Linked DNA regions of Homo sapiens: region 2 is linked to region 1. A link is a contact called in ENCODE Hi-C or POLR2A ChIA-PET data. All regions are on one chromosome and are shown on one strand. The core of a region is the stretch at or near the end of the contact, and the rest is flanking DNA. Distances in the headings are between cores, read along the strand shown.

The links. A loop is a pair of places that touch in the nucleus more often than their neighbours do. ChIA-PET counts read pairs that join two places held with the same protein, here RNA polymerase II (POLR2A). Pooled maps may share reads with other maps.
Region 2: a pooled map shows a loop between it and region 1 (2.1-fold over the local background). The contact joins two enhancer-like sites. A Hi-C loop is called at or near these places in 2 of 50 pooled maps. POLR2A ChIA-PET finds 5 or more read pairs at or near these places in 3 of 52 experiments (CD8-positive, alpha-beta memory T cell, OCI-LY7 and activated T-cell).

What each region holds. Positions count from the first base shown.
Region 1 is chr17:64,393,333-64,399,825 of GRCh38, forward strand. No RefSeq gene overlaps it. Among named protein-coding and RNA genes, the nearest start is that of PECAM1, 5.7 kb to the left of the region's middle. Within about 2 kb of position 3,025, at least 2 of the 41 ENCODE cell types and tissues checked have a DNase peak (open chromatin) inside an H3K27ac peak, as active enhancers do.
Region 2 is chr17:64,452,012-64,458,633 of GRCh38, forward strand. MILR1 (mast cell immunoglobulin like receptor 1) reads left to right here. Exons shown (of 10, transcript NM_001085423.2): 3 at 586-855; 4 at 5,389-5,673. Among named protein-coding and RNA genes, the nearest start is that of MILR1, 6.2 kb to the left of the region's middle. RefSeq lists an enhancer at 5,335-5,394. Within about 2 kb of position 4,405, at least 5 of the 41 ENCODE cell types and tissues checked have a DNase peak (open chromatin) inside an H3K27ac peak, as active enhancers do.

The sequences.
Region 1 (6,493 bases), core at 1,775-4,274:
CGTGGTGGCTCATGCCTGTAATCCTAGCACTTTGGGAGGCCGAGGCGGGCGGATCACCTGAGGTCAGGAGTTCGAGACCAGCCTGACCAACATGGAGAAACTCCGTCCTTACTAAAAATACAAAAATTAATCGGGTGTGGTGGCGCATGCCTGTAATCCCAGGTACTCAGGAGACTGAGGTAGGAGAATCGCTTGAACCTGGGAGGTGGAGGTTGCAGTGAGCTGAGATCACGCCATTGCACTCCAACCTGGGGGACAAGAGTGAAACACTGTCTCAAAAAAAAAAAAGATATACATCATTTCCTTTCACTCCTCTGTTTGAGACCAGAAAAAGTCAATTTACAGCCTGCCATAATACAGCCTTTGCTTACCTTTCAAGCCTAGTCTCTCACCACTTCCTTCCTTGCACCTACATTATGGCTGCTAGAATTTCTAGTTCCTAGCACTCTTCATCTGTCTGTGCCTTTGTCGGGGCTGCTCCCCTACTTGGAATGCCTTCCCCACTTCTTTCCAAGCAAATTCCTACCCATCCTTCCTAACTCAGTTCAGGAATCCATTTCTCCAGAATTTTTCCTCGTCTTCCCCAGACTGAGCTGCCCTTCCTCTGCAACCCCCTTACCTCCCTGGTTTTCCCTCTGTCGGATACTTTTTTTTTTTTTGAGACAGAGTCTTGCTCTGTCGCCCAGGCTAGAGTGCGGTGGCGTGATCTTGGCTCACTGCAACCTCCACCTCACGGGTTCAGGCAATTCTCCTACCTCAGCCTCCCAAGTAGCTAGAATTACAGGCATGCGTCACCATGCCCGGATAATTTTTGTATTTTTAGTAGAGACGGGGTTTCACCATGTTAGCCAGGCTGGTCTTGAACTCCTGACCTCAGGTGATCGCCCACCTTGGCCTCCCAAAGTGCTGGGATTACAGGTGTGAGCCACCGGGCCCAGCTGTCGGACCCTTTTATTTTTTTTTGAGATGGAGTCTCGCTCTGTCGCCCAGGCTGCAGTGCAGTGGCGCAATCCTGGCTCACTGCAAGCTCTGCCTCCCGGGTTCACGCCATTCTCCTGCCTCAGCCTCCCAAGTAGCTGGGACTACAGGCGCCCCCCACCACACCCGGCTAATTTTTTGTATTTTTAGTAGAGACGGGTTTCACCGTGTTAGCCAGGATGGTCTCGACCTCCTGACCTTGTGATCCACCCACCTCAGCCTCCCAAAGTGCTGGGATTACAGGCGTGAGCCACCGCGCCCAGCCAGACACTTTTATTATAGGATGTGTCATAATGGCCTGTCCTCCCCCAAATGGACTGCAATCTCCTTGATGACAGGGAGAGTGTCTGGAACCTAGTAGATGATGAAAAAGCATTAGTGCAATGGATGATTGTCTAGATGGATGAAGACAAACTACTGTATTGTCTGAATCAGATGATCACTGCCTTGAGGGTGCCATATTGTTTCTGAAATGCCACCCTCTAGGACTTCCCCATGGTAAAGCTAAGACAGATACAAACTGGCCACAGTCAAAACCAGATTCCTCTACCTCAGGGCAAGAACCAAGAAGTAATGGCTTCCAGCTAGAAAACAATTCCTCTCTCTGACCTATGGTTCAGTGGAAGTTTTGATAAGAGCCTTGAACAGCAATACACACTTTACCCATTTATTTCTAAAGGAATGTTTTCCATTGCGTTATTTGCTGTTGTTTTGTGCTCGCCATTCCCCACTATAAGCTATCTTCTTTGGCAACCTACTGGAAATTACCCTCACCCATCTACCAAATTTTGATGTGGGAACAGAAAAGGAAACACCATGATTAATAAAATAAATTTTGGCTTCAATGGTAATTTTTAGACACTGCAGAGTAAGCACCTTTTGCAGAGCAACAATTCAAATGATAGTGATAAATGCCAAGACCCCAGACCCCGTGCCCTCAAGTTCCAAAGTAAATTTCTAAAATGTGGCAATTGCTTCATAAATGATTCTAATATTTTCAGGATACCATGATAAAATAAAGCTTTATTTCAAAAATAAATGTTTTTTTTAGAAAATTGAAAAATTGTATCCCATAATTCACACTGTGTACCAGAATACATTCCAAATGGACCAGTGATATGAATGTACAAATAAACCCATAAGAGTCCTAGAAGGGGCCAGGCACAGTGGCTCATGCTTGTAATCCCAGCACTTTGGGAGGCCGAGGTGGGCAGATCATCTGAGGTCAGGGGTTCAAGGCCAGCCTGGCCCACATATAGTGAAACCCTGTCTCTACTAAAAAATACAAAAATTAGCTAGGCGTGGTGGCACATGCCTGTAGTCCCAGCTACTTGGGAAGCTGAGGCAGGAGAATCACTTGAACCTGGGAGGCAGAGGTTGCAATGAGCCAAGATCATGCCACTGCACTTCAGCCTGGGCAACAGAGCAAGACTCTGTCTCGCAAAAAAAAAAAAAAAAAAAAGTTCTAGAAGAAAATACAAAAGAAGAAAAGAAGTCCTTACAACCTTGAATGGCAGAGGCTGGTTTAACTAAAACTTAAAATCCAGAAGCCATAAAATTGATTGATAAATTGTACTTTATGAAAAAAAAGTTCTGTTTTGCCAAAAAAAAAAAAAAAAAAATTAGTCAAGAGAAAAACTACTAACTGGAAAAAATGTTTGCAACTCACATCACGGACAAAGAGCTAACTTCCCTAGTGTGTGAAGAACACTCATAAATTAAGAAGAAAAAGTTCGGGAGTCTGTCTAAGCTACTCTGGCTTGGGAGGCTGCCTGATTAAAAGAAAGAAAATAAAAGAGAAGAAGAAAAAGAAAAGACCAACAATCCAATAGAAAAATGGGCAAAGAATATGAACAGATAGTTTCCATAATGTAAGAAAAAGTATCTGAAATTGGAAATAGGCAAAAATGAGTACTGCATGCCTGTCCAGGGTTTACCTCACACTCTAAGGTTATTAACGTTTGTTTGACTTGCTATTTACAGTAGACTAGAATACTTTACAATCAGTAGGGGAGGGTAAACATTAACTTGTAGAAAGTCAGTAAGGATGCAAAGGATTCTTATTATCTGTGGCAGAGGGGTGGGTGGCAGAAACTGAGCAGTTGGGGACTTTTCTTTGTAAAGCTTTCTGTACTTTTGTTATTTAAATCATGTGACTGTATTACCCTTTCACTTTTTTCTTTTTTTTTTGAGATGGAGTCTTGCGCTGTTGCCCAGGCTGTTGTGCAGTGGCACTATCTCAGCTCACTGCAACCTCCACCTCCAGGGTTCAAGTGATTCTCCTGCCTCAGCCTCCTGAGTAGCTGGGACTACAGGCATGTGCCACCATGCCCAGCTAATTTTCGTATTTTTAGTAGAGATGGGGTTTCACCGTGTTGGCCAGACTGGTCTTGAACTCCTGACCTCGGGTGATCCACCCACCCACCTTGGTCTCCCAAACTGCTGGGATTACAGGCGGGAGCCACCGTGCCCGGCAGTATTACCTTTAAAATTTTAATTAAGAAATTGAATTTCTGTTCAGCTTTATGAAGTATTATATAATTGACATAAAATAAGCTGTGTTTAAAGTATACACTCAGAAAAGTGTTGACATGTGTATACTGATGAAACAACCTCCACAATCAAGGAAGCAGACACATCCACCACCCCCAAAAGGTTCCTATGCCCCTCGTCTCCCTTGCCCTCTGCACCCTCCCCACTGCAAAGATTGATCTGCTTTCTGATTAGTTTCCATGTTCTGGAATTTTGTAAAGATTCATACAGTATGTACCTTTTATTATTATTATCATTATCTTTGGTGTGTCTTTTTTCTTTTTCTTTTTTTTTTTTTTTTGAGACAGAGTCTCTCTCTGTTGCCCAGGCTGGAGCACAGTGGCACAATCTCGGCTCACTGCAACCTCCACCTCCCAGGTTCAAGCAATTCTCTGCCTCAGCCTCTGGAGTAGCTGGGATTACAGGCACCTGCCACCACGCCTGGCTAATTTTTTGTATTTTTAGTAGAGACAGGGTTTCACCGTGTTAGCCAGGATGGTCTCGATCTCCTGACCTCGTGATCCGCCCGCCTCGGCCTCCCAAAGTGCTGGGATTACAGGCGTGAGCCACCGCGCCTGGCCTTTTTTTTTTTTTTTTTTTTTTTTGAGACAGGGTCTTGCTCTGTGGCCCAGGCTGGAGTGCAGTGCCGCAATCTTGGCTTGCTGCAACCTCTGCCTCCTGGGTTCAAGCAACTCTCCTGCCTCAGCCTCCCGAGTAGCTGGGATCACAGGTGTGCACCACCATGCCCAGCTAATTTTTGTATTTTTAGTAGAGATGGGATGTCACCATGTTGGCCAGGCTGGTCTCAAACTCCTGACCATAAGCAATCCGCCCACCTCAACCTCCCAAACTGCTGAGATTACAGGCATGAACCACCGCACCCAGCCAACATCTTTTTTTTGAGACAGGGTCTCACTCTGTCTCCTAGGCTGGAGTGCAGTGGCACAATCATGGCTCACGGCAGCCTCAAACTCCTGAGCTCAAGCAATCCTCCCACCTCAGCCTCCCAAGTAGCTGGGACTACAGGTGTGCACCACCACGCACAGCTAATTTTTTACTTTTTGTAGAGACAGGGTCTTGCCCAGGCTGGAATCCAGCTTCTTGTCTCAGAAGATCCTCCAGCCTCAGCCTCCCAAAGTGCTGGGATTATAGGCATGAGCCACTATGCCTGGCCTGGCCTTTTTCAATATAGTAAATTGAATGGGTTTTTATTCGTTTGTGGGCCTCTCCTTTCTCCTCACTTCTTCCCCTTGACCTTGGTGGATTCCTTGATTGGGTTGAGGCAAAGGTTCCCACACGGCTTTGGCTTCTTGGTAACTGATCAAGAGACTGACTCCTACATAACCAAGGGACCCCAGGAGTTCCCACCAGGCTTAACAAACTCACCCAGGACCCTGTTTCTCCCATGGTGTTGTTCGCTTCTTCTCAGCCAAGCAGAATTGAAGGAGGACAGACACACAGTTATTCCTACCTGCAGTGCTCCTGCCTTCAAATACCGGGGAAGTAACGCAGATCCGAAACATAGCGACTCGTTAACTGCACAGAAAAAGCTGTCTGCTGGAATAAACTTCAGGAAGTGGTTTTTCTGAGCAACTGGAGGTGGAGTGGGGGGAGGAAGGCGGAGGCAGGTGGGCAACAGACATGTCGGAGGGCACAGCAGGCCAACCACCTATTTCATGACAATGGTGATTGGAAATGAGATTCACCGGCCGTTCCATTTCCCCCACCTGTAGCCTCAGATCTCATTAGTCTTGGAGAGTTGATGAGCCAGACTCAACAGCCCCCATCCACTGGGTTTGGGACACACCCCAGCCTGGGAGTGAACGTGCACTAATGCGTAAATCAGAAGCCTGGGTTCCCTGTCTGTTCTCTGCAGCTTAATAGCTTAAATGCTCTGAGGCTCATGTTCCTCACCTATATAATGGGAATAATGTGCCCATCTACCCATTGAATAGGCTTGTTAGGAAGATCAAACAAGAGCTAGCCTTTGAAAGCACATTTAACCAGCAGAGCACAGTAAGAACATAGTAACAACAAAAAAATATAAAAAATAGCTGCATACGGTGGTGCATGCCTGTGGTCCCAACTACTCGTGAAGCTGAGGTGGGAGCAACGCTTAAGCCCAGGAGTTTGAGGCTGCAGTGAGCCACGATCACACCACTGTACTCTAACCTGGGCAACAGGGCAAGACCTTGTCTCAAAAAGTAATAATAATTAATTAAAAAGTTTAAAAAAAACAATAGTTATGATTGAACAATAATAACAACAGTTGTTGATCTGGTTTGGCTGGGCCTGCCACATCTGAATCGCTGCTCTGGAGCTCAGCTGACTTAGTGAACCCAAGGGGCAGCGCTCAGTGCCTTTTCTTCCACACCCACCATATGCTGCCCTCACCACCCCAGTCTGGCCCCTCACAAAGTTGGGCAGCTGGGCAAAAGGGAGGCAGGCAGGGACATTGTGGAGGAGTCTGTGCTATTCCATCCCCTGCAGGAGGCCCCCTCCAGTTACAAGGGACATGGTTGTTTTGTTTTTGGGATTTTTTGGGGTTTTTTTTGAGACAGGTTCTTGTTCTGTTGCACATGCTGGAGTGCAGCGGTGTGATCACAGCTCACTGCAACCTCCGCCTCTCAGGTTCAAGCCATCCTCCCACCTCAGCCTCTCGAGTAGCTGGGACTGTAGGCATGCACCACCACATCCGGCTAATTTTGGTAATTTTTGTAGAGATGGGGTCTCGTCACATTGCCCAGGCTGGTCTTGAACTCCTGAGCTCAAGCGATTTGCACGCCTCGGCCTCCCAAAGTGCTGGGATTATAGGCATGAGCCACCGCACCTGGCTGACATGGTTGTATTATGACTCATAACCATAGGCATTTTTGCCTTTGTAGACCTCTTCCTCCACAAAAAAAAAAAAATTACATTTTGAAACTGTACTGGTATAAATAAGAAGATATTCATATTATATATTTAAAAATTTCTTTTACCT
Region 2 (6,622 bases), core at 3,155-5,654, 60 kb after region 1:
GCATTTTTAAAAGCATTTTTGAAGAGTCTAAATCTGTCTTCCACCCAAGCCATCCATTGGTCCCAGCTATGTTTTTTTTTTTTTTTGTTCTGTTTTGTTTTTTAAAAATTAGAGACGAGGTCTCACTTGTTGCCCAGGCTGTTCTCGAACTCCTGACCTCAAGTGACCCTCCCACCACAGCCTCCCAAAGTGCTAGGATTATAGGCGTCAACCACCACACCCAACTTCAAGAACTTTTTATTTATTATTATTTTTATTTTTTGAGGTAGTCTCACTCTGTCACCCAGCCTGGAGTGCAGTGGCATGATCTTGGCTCACTGCAACCTCCGCCTCCCTAGTTCAAGCAATTCTCCTGCCTCAGCCTCCTGAGTAGCTGGGATTACAGGTGCCCACCACCATGCCAGCTAATTTTTGTATTTTTAGTAGAGACAGGGTTTTGCCATGTTGCCCAGACTGGTATCAAACTCATGGCCTCAAGTGATCCACCTGCCTCGGCCGCCCAAAGTGCTGGGATTACAGGCGTGAACCACCTTGCCCGGCCAGGATCTTAAGAAGGACTTTTTCTTGTGTCATTTTGTTTTTCAGAATTCCCTTCTCCATGTTTGGACTCAAAGACTAAGGTGGTTATGAAGGGTCAAAATGTATCTATGTTTTGTTCCCATAAGAACAAATCACTGCAGATCACCTATTCATTGTTTCGACGTAAGACACACCTGGGAACCCAGGATGGAAAAGGTGAACCTGCGATTTTTAACCTAAGCATCACAGAAGCCCATGAATCAGGCCCCTACAAATGCAAAGCCCAAGTTACCAGCTGTTCAAAATACAGTCGTGACTTCAGCTTCACGATTGTCGGTAAGTAGAGTGCCTGTTCCTTGGAGCCCCTATAATTTATAGGGTGCTTTCTGGTTCTATGAGGGGCTCTCCATGATCCTTGTGAACACTTAAGAACCTGGAAAGTATGTTACTGCGAGCTTTATTCTTTTTTTATTTTTTATTTATTTTTAGACCTGGTCAACAGGAAGTATCTTTTAATTTTTTAATTTTTGAGATCTCTATTCTTTTTTTTTTTTTTGAAACAGAGTCTCACTCAGTTGCCCAGGCTGGAGTACAGTGGTGAAATCATGGTCCACTGCAAACTCCACCTCCTGGGTTCAAGGCATTCTCCTGCCTCAGCCTCCCAAGTAGCTGGGATTACAGGCACCCATCACCACGCCTGGCTAATTTTTGTATTTTTACTTGAGACGAGGTTTCACCATGTTGGTCAGGCTGGTCTCGAACTCCTGACCTCAGGTGATCCGCCTGCCTCAGCCTCCCAAAATGCTGGGATTACAGATGTAAGCCACCATGCCCAGTGAGTTCTCTATTCTTAATCATTCCGTTTCACCTTCTCTTTCAAAGACTTTCGACCATGTCAGATAATAGTCTTATATCTTTAGGCAAAAGTCTTATATCTCAACAATAATTGTGGAGGTCTTTTCTAGAAACTTTATTCTGTGATTCCCATTGTGTGGGCAAAAATCGCTTTTTTTTTTTTTTTTTTTTTCTGAAGCCTTGGGCCCCTTGGAGAGGGTCTTCAAAGCCTCACGCCTTTCCCACCGCTTCCTTAGTGTCAGGGGCCCCATCCGCTAGCACTCTTCCTGCCTAGCCACATCTCACTACTTCTGTGTTTTTCTGTCCCATTTTCCTACCCCAAGCCTGTTACTGCCTAGCATTAAGGGCCTCATCCGTGAAGGTGACCTTGATAATGGACTCCTGTGGGAGGAGAGAAGGCTTCTAGGTAACACATGTATGTTATACCTGGAGTCTTCAAAGCGTAGGGACCCTGACTTCCTGATAACTCTTGAGTGGTCCTCTATGTCTATGCTATCCAGTACGGTACTGTTTAAACTTATTTGTTTATTTTGTTTTATTTTATTTCTTTTTTTCTTTTTTTGAGATGGAGTCTCGCCCTGTCACCCAGGCTGGAGTGCAGTGGTGCGATCTCAGCTCACTTCAACCTCCGCCTTTCGAGTTCAAGCAATTCTCCCACCTCAGCCTCCCGAGTAGCTAGGATTACAGGCATGCACCACCATGCCCAGCTAATTTTTGTATTTTTAATAGAGATGGGGTTTCACCATGTTGACCAGGCTGGTCTTAACTCCTGACCTCAGGTGATCCACCCACCTCAGCCTCCCAAAGTGCTGGGATTACAGGCGTGTGCCACTGCTCCTGGCCAACGTTTATTTATTTAATAGCCTATGTCACCCAGGCTGGAGTGCAGAGGCTACTCACAGGCAATCAAAGCCCATTGCAGCCTCAAACTCCTGTTCTTAAGAGATCCTCCCACCTCAGCATCCTGAATAGCTTGGATTACAAGCACGTGCCATAATTAAAATCAAGTCAATTAAAATTAGATGAAATAAAAAATTTCCCTCCACAGTCTCAGTTACATTTCAAGGCTTTGATAGCCACACCTGTAGCTGGTGGCTGCCACATTGGACAACACAGATGTAGACCATTCCCATCATCACAGAAAGTTCTACTGGGTGACATTGCTGTAGCTCAGTGATTCTTAGCTTTTTAGGTTATAACTGTCTTAATAATCCAATGATAGCAATGAATATCTTCTCCAGAGAAATGCTCATAAAACTACGTATACAAATTTCTGCATAAGGTTTTAGAGAATGCTACGGACTCCAGGTTAGAACCAATTATCTTGGCCAGGTGCGCTGTCTCACAGGTGTAATCCCAGCACTTTGTGAGGCTGAGGCGGGAGGATCACCTGAGCCCAGGAGTTTGAGACCAGCCTGGGAACTATGTGGAGACTGTGTGTCTACAAAAAGTTAAAAAATATATATATGTAGCTGAGCGTGGTGGCGTGCCTATAGTGCCAACTACTCAGGAGGCTGAGTTGGGAGGATTGCCTCAGCCCAGGAGTTCAAGGCTGCAGTGAGCTGTGATTGCACCACTGCACTGCAGCCTGGGTGACAGAGAGAGACCCTGTCTCAAGAAAAAAAAAATCCCAATGATCTTTGGACATAAACTGAGTATATTCCTTGTGAAAGGAAAAGGAAGAAGGAGGGGGAAAATCCCTGCAAACATGGTACTGGAATACGATGGATATGTGAGGGCAGGAACACAGCTGATGGTATTCTCTAGTGGTCAGACTCCTGCTGCACTCAGCAATAAGCCCATCAGTTCATATGTTTTTTGTGCACGACCTTCCTGCAATTTGTTAGGGTAATTACACAGTCTGGTAATAAAACTATCTTGGTAGATTATAAAACTGTATCATCTTCAGTTAGGCCAGATCAATAGGCACTACGGAGTACCTACTCCATGCAAGCAATTGTACTACTGGGTTTTTAATGAGGCCTAAAACATAGTGTTGTCTCCAACCCAGTAAGGGTTGAAACTATGAGCCATAAACACAAATTCATTAATCACTGATTCACTCATCAAAAAAAAATTTTTTTTTTGAGATGGATCTTGCTCTGTCACTCAGGCTGGAGTGCAGTGGCACCATCTCGGCTCACTGCAAGCTCTGCCTCCCGGGTTCACACAATTCTCCTGCCTCAGCCTCCCGAGTAGGTGGGACTACAGGCGCCTGCCACCACGCCTGGCTAATTTTTTTTTTTTTGTATTTTTAGTAGAGACGGGGTTTCACCATGTTAGCCAGGATGGTCTCAATCTCCTGACCTCGTGATCTGCCCACCTCGGCCTCCCAAAGTGCTCACTCATCAAATGTTTAAAGAGAACACAGGGCCGGCTGCAGTGGCTCACGCCTGTAATCCCAGCACTTTGGGAGGTTGAGTGGGGGCAGATCACTTGAGGTCAGTAGTTCAAGACCAGTCTGGCCAACATGGTGAAACCCTGTCTGTACTAAAAATACAAAAATTAGCTAGGCATGGTGGTGGGCACCTGTAATCCCCAGCTACTTGGGAGGCTGAGGCAGGAGAATTGCTTGAACCTGGGAGGTAGAGGTTGCAATGAGCTGAGATCGTGGCACTGCACTCCAGGTTGGGTGACAGAGTGAGACTCCGTCTCAAAACAGAAAAGAAAGTAAATAAAAAAAAAATTGTTTTTAAGTGTGGACTCTTGAAGTCAGTCCCAACTCGGCCATTTACTAGCTGTGTGACCTTGGGCAAATTTCTCAATCTCTCTGAAGCACAGTTGGTTCATCTGTGGAATGGGCATGATACTATCCACACTACAAGACTGTCGTGAAGGTCAAATGAGATCATGTGACTGGCACGCCTGGCACATGATAGATACTTAACAGCTTTTCTTCCTTTCCTATAATACTGTCTTATTAATGCATTATATATATATATAATAAAATGTATAGCTGGGTTTTTCTGTTAGGTCATAGAATAGGCTATGATCTAACAGAGTGTAGCAGACCCATTTCCTGTTGAGAATTTCTCTTGAATCTAGTTAGCAGGGTTACTTCCTGCTCTTTGGAGGAAGTGAAAGATAATTGTGCAGCTGAGTTCTATAAATAAAAGTACAGTTGGAGAAAACGATATTTTTGGGGCTGGGCATGGTGGCTCACACCTGAAATCCCGGCACTTTGGGAGGCTGAGGTGGGAAAATCACTTGAAGCCAAGAGTTTGAGACCAGCCCGGGCAACATAGTGAGACTCTGTCTCTACAAAACATTTAAAAATTAGCCAGCAGTGTGCACCTGTAGTCCCAGCTACAGAGGCTGAGGCAGGAGGATCACTTGAGCCTGGGAGTTTGAGGTTACAGTGAGCTATAATTGTGCCACTTCACTCCAGCATGGTTGAAAGAGCAAAACCCTGTCTCTGAATAAATAAATACATTGAAAAGAAAATGATATTTTTGGATTAAAAAAACCCACTGTAAATTTACAAGGATTGAGAATAAAAGCACTTCTTGGGCCGGGTGTGGTGGCTCCTGCCTGTAACCACAGCACTTTGGGAATTCAAGGTGGGAGGATCACTTGAGGCCAGGAGTTCAAGACCAACCTGGCCAACATGGTAAGGCCCTATGTCTATAAAAAATAAACATAAAAAAGCACTTCTCAGCTTCATACTTAGAACTGGATCATTGACAAAATTATATTCATTATTAACAATAAATAGATTGTGAATTCTAGGAAGGGCAAGCTTGCACCCCAATTCCTCAAAGCAGAGAGATGCCCTCCACTCTCTGGCTTTCTCAGCACTCAGCTGAGAACCTCGGCTAACAACACACTGCACGGGGTTGGCCACATGCCCATTGGCCTTTCCCAGTGGGCCGTGAGCTTCTTGACTTCTCAGGAAGGGGGTCGTTCATCTTGGTTCCACAGCCTGGAGTGGAGTAAGGGTTCCACTCATATTTGTGGTCTGAGTGAGCACACCCAGTCTGTTTATCCTTTTCATGTTCACTTTCATTCTTCCAGACCCGGTGACTTCCCCAGTGCTGAACATTATGGTCATTCAAACAGAAACAGACCGACATATAACATTACATTGCCTCTCAGTCAATGGCTCGCTGCCCATCAATTACACTTTCTTTGAAAACCATGTTGCCATATCACCAGCTATTTCCAAGTATGACAGGGAGCCTGCTGAATTTAACTTAACCAAGAAGAATCCTGGAGAAGAGGAAGAGTATAGGTGTGAAGCTAAAAACAGATTGCCTAACTATGCAACATACAGTCACCCTGTCACCATGCCCTCAACAGGTAAGAGCAACCTGAGTTCTTTCAGCCAGGTCTGAACTCACTTCCAGAAACTGCAGCTGCTCCTCTGCCCACCCATTTCCCACCATGGCCACCTGACCTTCCAGGTCCTTCTGAAGGTGCATTTGTCAAGGTAGAAGGATAGAAGGAAAACTAGGTCGTGTGCAGTGGCTCACACCTGTAATCCCAGCACTTTGGAAGGTTGTGGCTGGCAGATCACTTGAAGGGTCTCTTTGGTAGAGTCCATGCAAACTCTCATGGGGTTGCTTTCTGCCATAAAGGAACCACAGAAAGGCCTAGAAACTGGAGCAGGAGGGGGACTTGTGGCAAAACTTTCTGCCCTGCCTTTCCAATTTGCATCTGTCTTAGAACTGCCAGGTCTTTTAGTTTTCTTTGTTTTTTCATCATTTGTATGTCTGCCTTTCTTTCTTTTCCTTCCTTCCTTCCTTCCTTCTTGTATGCCTGCCTTTCTTTCCCTTCCTTCCTTCCTTCCCTCCTTCCTTCCTTCCTTCTTTCCTTCCTTCCTTCCTTCTTTCTTTTCTTTTCTTTTTTTCAGAGTGTCACTCTGTTGCCCAGGCTGGAGTGCAGTGGTGTGATCTCAGCTCATTGCAACCTTTGCCTCCCAGGTTCTAGAGATTCTTGTGCCTCAGCCTCCTGAGTAGCTGGGACTACAGGCACCCGCCACCACGCTTGGCTAATTTTTGTATTTTCAGTAGAGACGGGTTTTCACCATGTTGGCCAGACTGGTCTCGAACTCCTGGCCCCAAGCGATCTGCCCACCTCGGCCTCCCAAAATGCTGGGATAACAGCTGTGAGCCACTGTGCCTGGCCATCTTGTACTGATTTCTAATACCATGCCCTCCTGCTTGGCTGTTTATTGCTCCACTGCTAATGATGATGGGTCCAGACTCCTGCACCACCCTTGGCTCAGGGCAAGAGAGGCCTCTGGCCA